2 separate regions of the Homo sapiens genome follow, and region 2 is linked to region 1. The links are chromatin contacts, found by Hi-C or POLR2A ChIA-PET in ENCODE. All regions are on one chromosome and are shown on one strand. Each heading gives the region's core, a stretch centred on a gene start or an enhancer-like site at or near the end of the contact. The rest is flanking DNA. Distances are from core to core; before and after follow the strand shown.

Region 1 (2,781 bases), core at 81-2,580:
GGAGGAAATTTGCCAGTTTTCTTGGTAATGAATGATTATCTATTTGGCAGAAGGCTGTAAGGTGGGGCATAGTTGCTCCAATCAGTGCTATCAGATTGGGGATTTATCAAGTGGTCAGCATATTAATGGGTCTAACCATACTTTGTTTCCTTCCTTAGGCCTAGCAAGTGCTTTCACTTTGCATTTCATCATTACATTTTCCAGTGAAATAGCTGTATCCTTATACAGAGGAGGCAACGTGGGTTTCACGGGCTACATGACCTGTGAAGGTTATGCTGAGAACCTAGGTCTTAAATCCAGGTATTAGACTCCACTGGACAGGTGTCTTCCCTGCCTCAGTTTCTCCAGGAGAGGTGCCAGATTGGTGTTCCAGAACATACCTCCCAAGGAGTGGATTGCTGTGGTCAAAAGCTGACCCTCCTGCATTCAGCTAAGTTCCCCAAGGACCCGTCACAGTGCTCTGTTCACAACTGATGGTCACAGATGTTGACTGAATGAATGATGTTCAACTTTTATACCTCTCCTAGTCTTAGGGTGATTATCAAGGCTTTTGGGAAAAAAAAGCATTTAACCATCATTAATAAACATTGTGCTTAGTTTTACTTTTACTGCAATCTTGGATTTGCAAGTCTAACAGAATTAATTATAAGCCTAAAGGCTTCTGAAATCTATTTGCAAGATTTTATATATAGTAAAATTTAAGTGTTTCCATTTTCAAGATGTGTTACAGAGAGTATAATCTTGAATTACCAGGCTTCCGCTGTAGCAGACCTTTCACTTCTGCAAGGGCGGAAGAGGTTTTCAGGAGCTGAGTAATGCTAGATTCCTTCCTGTAGGTATTTCACCAGCAGACATACTTCACAAATATTCTACCTATTGGATGAGGTTTGCAACAGGGAAACAGACCAGTTTAATGACACATGCTTTTCAAATAGGGCTTTTTTTTTTTTTTTTAATGGTGTGACCGGATATTTTGCTCCTATTTTATGCTCAGCAAAAACGTACAAATATGTGCTTTAATGAATATGTTAAGTCTATCACTGATCTTCTTGGGCTGTAATCTCTTCCTGTCAAATTTGCCAAGCCAAGCAGAATCAGTTGTCTGTTTTTGTTTTCAAGAGAAGCTTCTAAAGCTCCAATCCTTAGCATGATCTTTAGTGTTTTTCTGATCTTTGAAATGGAAGAAGTGTTTTGTTGTATTTTTTCAGTGTGCTTCAAGTACTAGGTTAAAAAGTCAAGATTTGACAACTTTGACCGGGGTATGACGGCAGGAACTTTGGTTTGTGATGCCTTTGAGGAGACTTGAAGTTTGCCAGCACCAAAGTCCTCTTAGTTTTACCTTAGGCAGGGGTTTTCCTCTTAATGTTATTTTGTGCATAAATTCTACAGAGGTCATTGCCACATCGTAACCAGGTTCTCAGGCTGGAGTTGACAACCACCAGCCTCTTGTGAATTATGGGCATTTTACTGGTGGGAAAATATCTTCAACATGTGTCCCTCTTTCTGTGGCTTCATGACCTGATTCTTGGCTGCTAAGATTGGAGAAAGATGTGTCAAAAACATATAGTAGTATCTTCGAAGAAAATAGCTGAGTGGTTAGGAACAGAGGTTTGGGAATCAAATTGCCTGGATTCAGATTCCAGCCCTGCCTACCCACCCTCACACCACAGAAACTGAAATATTGGAATAATCTTATTTGTACAAATAGCAAAGCATTTACAGGATAGGTACCTCCATAGAGGCAGATGGGTGTTTGAGGAGCTACTGTTAATACAGTAGCTTTTAACTCCTCACTACACTAGCACCATTTTAGTAGAAGGGAGCCAAAGTGGATTCTCAATTAATACATCTGTCATCCTGTAGTTTTTTGCCTTCAATTTGATCTTATAGTTCATCATTGCCACCTTTGCAGTTAATTCAGCTTTATTATTTTTTTAACACAAAACAGGCTTGAACAACCCAGCAGGATTATCATTCAACATAGCTAAAATTCTATTCCACCCATGTGACTCAGTTCATGAGCCCTAGGATTGATTTTTCTAATTGCTATTTTACTCGTGCTGCTTTCCTCAGACCTACTGGGAGACCCAGATGATCACCCTATGCTTACCTCACCACACAGAACAATATTTCTTATTTGCACAGTAATTCTGTGGATAGCATTCATAGCGTAGTAATTCTATGACCTACTCCAAACAAATGGGGAAGTGTTTTCTTCTTCATAGCCTCAATCCTCATCCTAATCCTAATGGTCATACCAAACTGACTCTTGGGCAGGTTCGTCTCTGCCTGGTGTCCTTATCTTTAAAAAAAGGATAATAATCATACCTCCTCCTAAGAGTGTCATTAGGATAAATTGCATAAACATGTAAATGTTCATAGAACAAAGCCTGGCTCAGAGAACAGCTCCAGATCACTTGTCTTTGCCAAGACTTCCTGTTTTACTATTACTTTATTATTTTTGTATAATCTATTTCTGTTTACCAGTTGCCCTGTGTCTTAGTTCAGGCTACTATAACCAAATACCATAGACTGGGCAGTTTATGCAACAAACCCTTGTTTCTCACAGTTCTGGAGCCTGGAAGTCTGAGATGAGGGTGCGAGCATGGGCACATCCAGGTGAGGGCCCTCTTCCTCGTTTGTACATGGCCATCCTCTCCTTGTATCTTCACATGCCAGAGGGAGGGCTGGCTCTCTTCATCTTCTCATAAGGACACCAAGCCTGTCATGGTGACTATACCCTCATGACCTGATTACCTCCCAGGGGCCCCACCTGCTAAC
Region 2 (2,781 bases), core at 175-2,674, 640 kb before region 1:
TGAATGGGGACACCGAGGCGCAAAATGCAAAGCTCCCTGCTGGAGACCACACAGGTGGTGGCAGAGGCATCTGGGCACCCAATCCGAGTTCTGCCAAGTGGCTTCTATCAGAAACAGCTGTTTAACTGATGAAGCAACTGAGGCTCAGAGAGATGGAGTAACTTGCCCAAGGTCATCGACCCTGCCCCCCAAATTCTGCTGCCCAGCATCTTGCGGGAGAGTAAGGGAGGGCTGAGGCTCACCACCTGCCCGGGCTCTGGGGGACAGCCCCAGGGGGGGCCGGGTGTGGGAAATGCCCTGGGCTCTTGAGGGCTGTGGGCCTCTGTTTCCCCAGCTATAAAATGGTGGCGGTAACAGAGGTGTGACTGACAGACACATTGCTCCTTCCTAAGACTTCTCCAGCCCTGCATTCCAAGACCTGGATTTTCTAGGGCAGCGTTTGGCCCCAATCCAAGCCCCATAAATGGCTGCCCGTGGCCCGCCCCACCCCCACCCAGCTATCCTCTCTCCCCCAGCCCTATAATTGGAGTCCTGTAGGTGAGTTATTGGCTCAATATGTTTATAGGTTCCCCCAGCTCCCCTCCCCCCTCACCCCCAAACAAAGGAGCTATAAGACTAGAGCCAAAACACAGCTCCAAGAACGTGTGCCTGTGACCCAGCCCCCGCCAGGGTGAGGTGGAGAACTTTCCGTGTGGCCCATTCCTGGGCAGGGCCTACTCCTCTTCTCCCTCCAGCGGCTCCTGCTTCCCTCTTCCTGTCCCTGCTGCTCCACAGAAGCTGCTCTGTCCCCTCAGGCTGGGCCAGCTCCCACTGCAGCACTTTAATGGTTTTGGGAAGGGTAGGGACTGTGTTGACAGGCTACCTGGAGGCAGTTGGCCAGGAAAGTCAGTCAGTCTGCCCTTGTCTCACAGTCAGACTCCGAGACACAGCCAGGGCCACACAGTGAGGCATGGCCACGCACACCGTGAGTCCCAGGCACGGTCAGCTGGTCTGTTGGCCAGCCTCAAGCAGTCAGCCAGTTGGCACACTGGGCCAGTCAGGGAGTTAGCTGTTGTCTCACAGCCAGACTTGCCTATACGAGTCAGGGCCACCCAGTCAACGCCCACTCACATCAGGAGTTGCAGTCACAGCTGGTCAGTCAGACACCCAGCCAATCTCAGTCAGTTGGTCAGTCAATTAGTCATTGTCTCTTGGTCAGATTGTGTTACACAGTCAGACATGGCCGCTCACACAGTGAGTCACAGCCGTGGTCAGCAGGTCTCCTGCTGCCTGGTCAAACTCGATCTGTCAGCCCATCAATCAGTCAGTCAAGGCAGGGTTAGCCAGTCAGCCAGGAGTCATCAGTCACCCACATAGCCAATCAGATTCAGCCACCCAGTCAACACATTCAAGTCAGTCAATCCACAGGTTATTGTCTCACAGCCAGACTCAGTTACATTGTCACAGCCATCCAGTCAGACAAAGCCACTCACCACGAGTCACCCAGCTGTCTCTTGGCTGGCCTGTTCATCTCAGTCAGTCTCTGGCAGTTGAGTCAGCCAGAGTCAGTTTTCCATGACTAAGGCAGGTGGTCAGTCCACCCGGTCTGTCCTGTGAGTTGGGTGTAGTCAGTTTCATGGTTAGTCACAGGTAGCCGTAGGCTGTGCCACAGCCACAATGAAACACCAGGCAACCAGCCAGTCAGTTGATCTCAAAATGTCAGGCATGCAATCAAGGCGGTCAGTCAAGACGCAGGGGTCACAGTCAGACCCACGGTTACCAAGTCAGTCTGGAAGAGACAGCCAATCCCAGAGCCGGCTAGTCAGTCAGTCAAGATCATCACTGACGGCTATCAGTTAGGAGATCATAGTCATCCAGACATCCAGTCAGTCTGAATCAGCCTGCCAGTCACACTGACTCAGTTATTCCCTCAGTCAGCCAGGCAGGCAGTCACAATAGTCAGTCATAGTAAGCTGCCTAGTTATCCAGTCAGTTTGAATTAAACAACCAACCAGTCAACCATACACCAAACCCATTGTCATCAACTGGCCAGTCAGTCCATCATGCATGTGGTCAATGAGTTGGTCTCCTTGTCAACCTGTCTCCTCACCAGTCATGTTCAATCCACTGAATCCATCAGCCCAGTTGCAGTTGGCCCAGTCATAGTCACAAGCTCCCACAGTCCATGGCCTGGTCAGTCCAGATCACAGCCAGCCAGCTACAGTGAAACCCACAGTGACCATCAGTCAGTCAGTCAGTCAGTCAGTCAGTCAGTCAATCAATCATCTAACCTTGTCAACACCAAGGCCCTGACTGACTTCTTACAGTATCACATGAATCACTAGCGATCACTGACAGAAACCCTAGATCAAACCGAAAGCATGCCTTGACCCTCTTCAGCAATGTCCAGAATAAGTGGTCCCCAGTCAGCCAGCTACTCCTATTCATCAGGAAGGATAGGGGCAGGGGGAGGCAATTAAGTTGACATATGAGTTCAGGGGAACCCACTTGTCAGCCAGAGAGGCCATGGGGCTGACGGCCATGGAGAGAGGGCAGAAGACCCTTGGGACAGTTTTCCAGTCCACCACCTGGATGCCCCATGAGGGTTTTCTCAGAGCAGGGACCCCCAGTGCCCTTTCCAACACCCCTGCTGTCCCCAGGTAGGGGAGAGTGAGAGTATGAGATACCCCTGCAATCGCTGGCCTCCTCCTTTTGCCTCCCTCGCTTCCCCCTTCCTTTTCCTCCCTCTCCTCTTGCTCCTCCACTTCCTCGTCACTTCCGCCTTGCTCTACATAGGTGAAC

The links. A loop is a pair of places that touch in the nucleus more often than their neighbours do. ChIA-PET counts read pairs that join two places held with the same protein, here RNA polymerase II (POLR2A). Pooled maps may share reads with other maps.
Region 2: a loop to region 1 is called in a pooled map, with 2.1 times the contacts of the local background. The contact joins two enhancer-like sites. A Hi-C loop is called at or near these places in 2 of 50 pooled maps. POLR2A ChIA-PET finds 5 or more read pairs at or near these places in 2 of 52 experiments (activated T-cell and naive thymus-derived CD8-positive, alpha-beta T cell).

What each region holds. Positions count from the first base shown.
Region 1 is chr3:71,700,885-71,703,665 of GRCh38, reverse strand. The region is part of intron 2 of EIF4E3 (eukaryotic translation initiation factor 4E family member 3); the gene reads left to right. Among named protein-coding and RNA genes, the nearest start is that of EIF4E3, 23 kb to the left of the region's middle. Within about 2 kb of position 1,330, at least 5 of the 41 ENCODE cell types and tissues checked have a DNase peak (open chromatin) inside an H3K27ac peak, as active enhancers do.
Region 2 is chr3:72,337,759-72,340,539 of GRCh38, reverse strand. No RefSeq gene overlaps it. Among named protein-coding and RNA genes, the nearest start is that of RYBP, 110 kb to the left of the region's middle. RefSeq lists a silencer at 1,030-1,139. Within about 2 kb of position 1,424, at least 10 of the 41 ENCODE cell types and tissues checked have a DNase peak (open chromatin) inside an H3K27ac peak, as active enhancers do.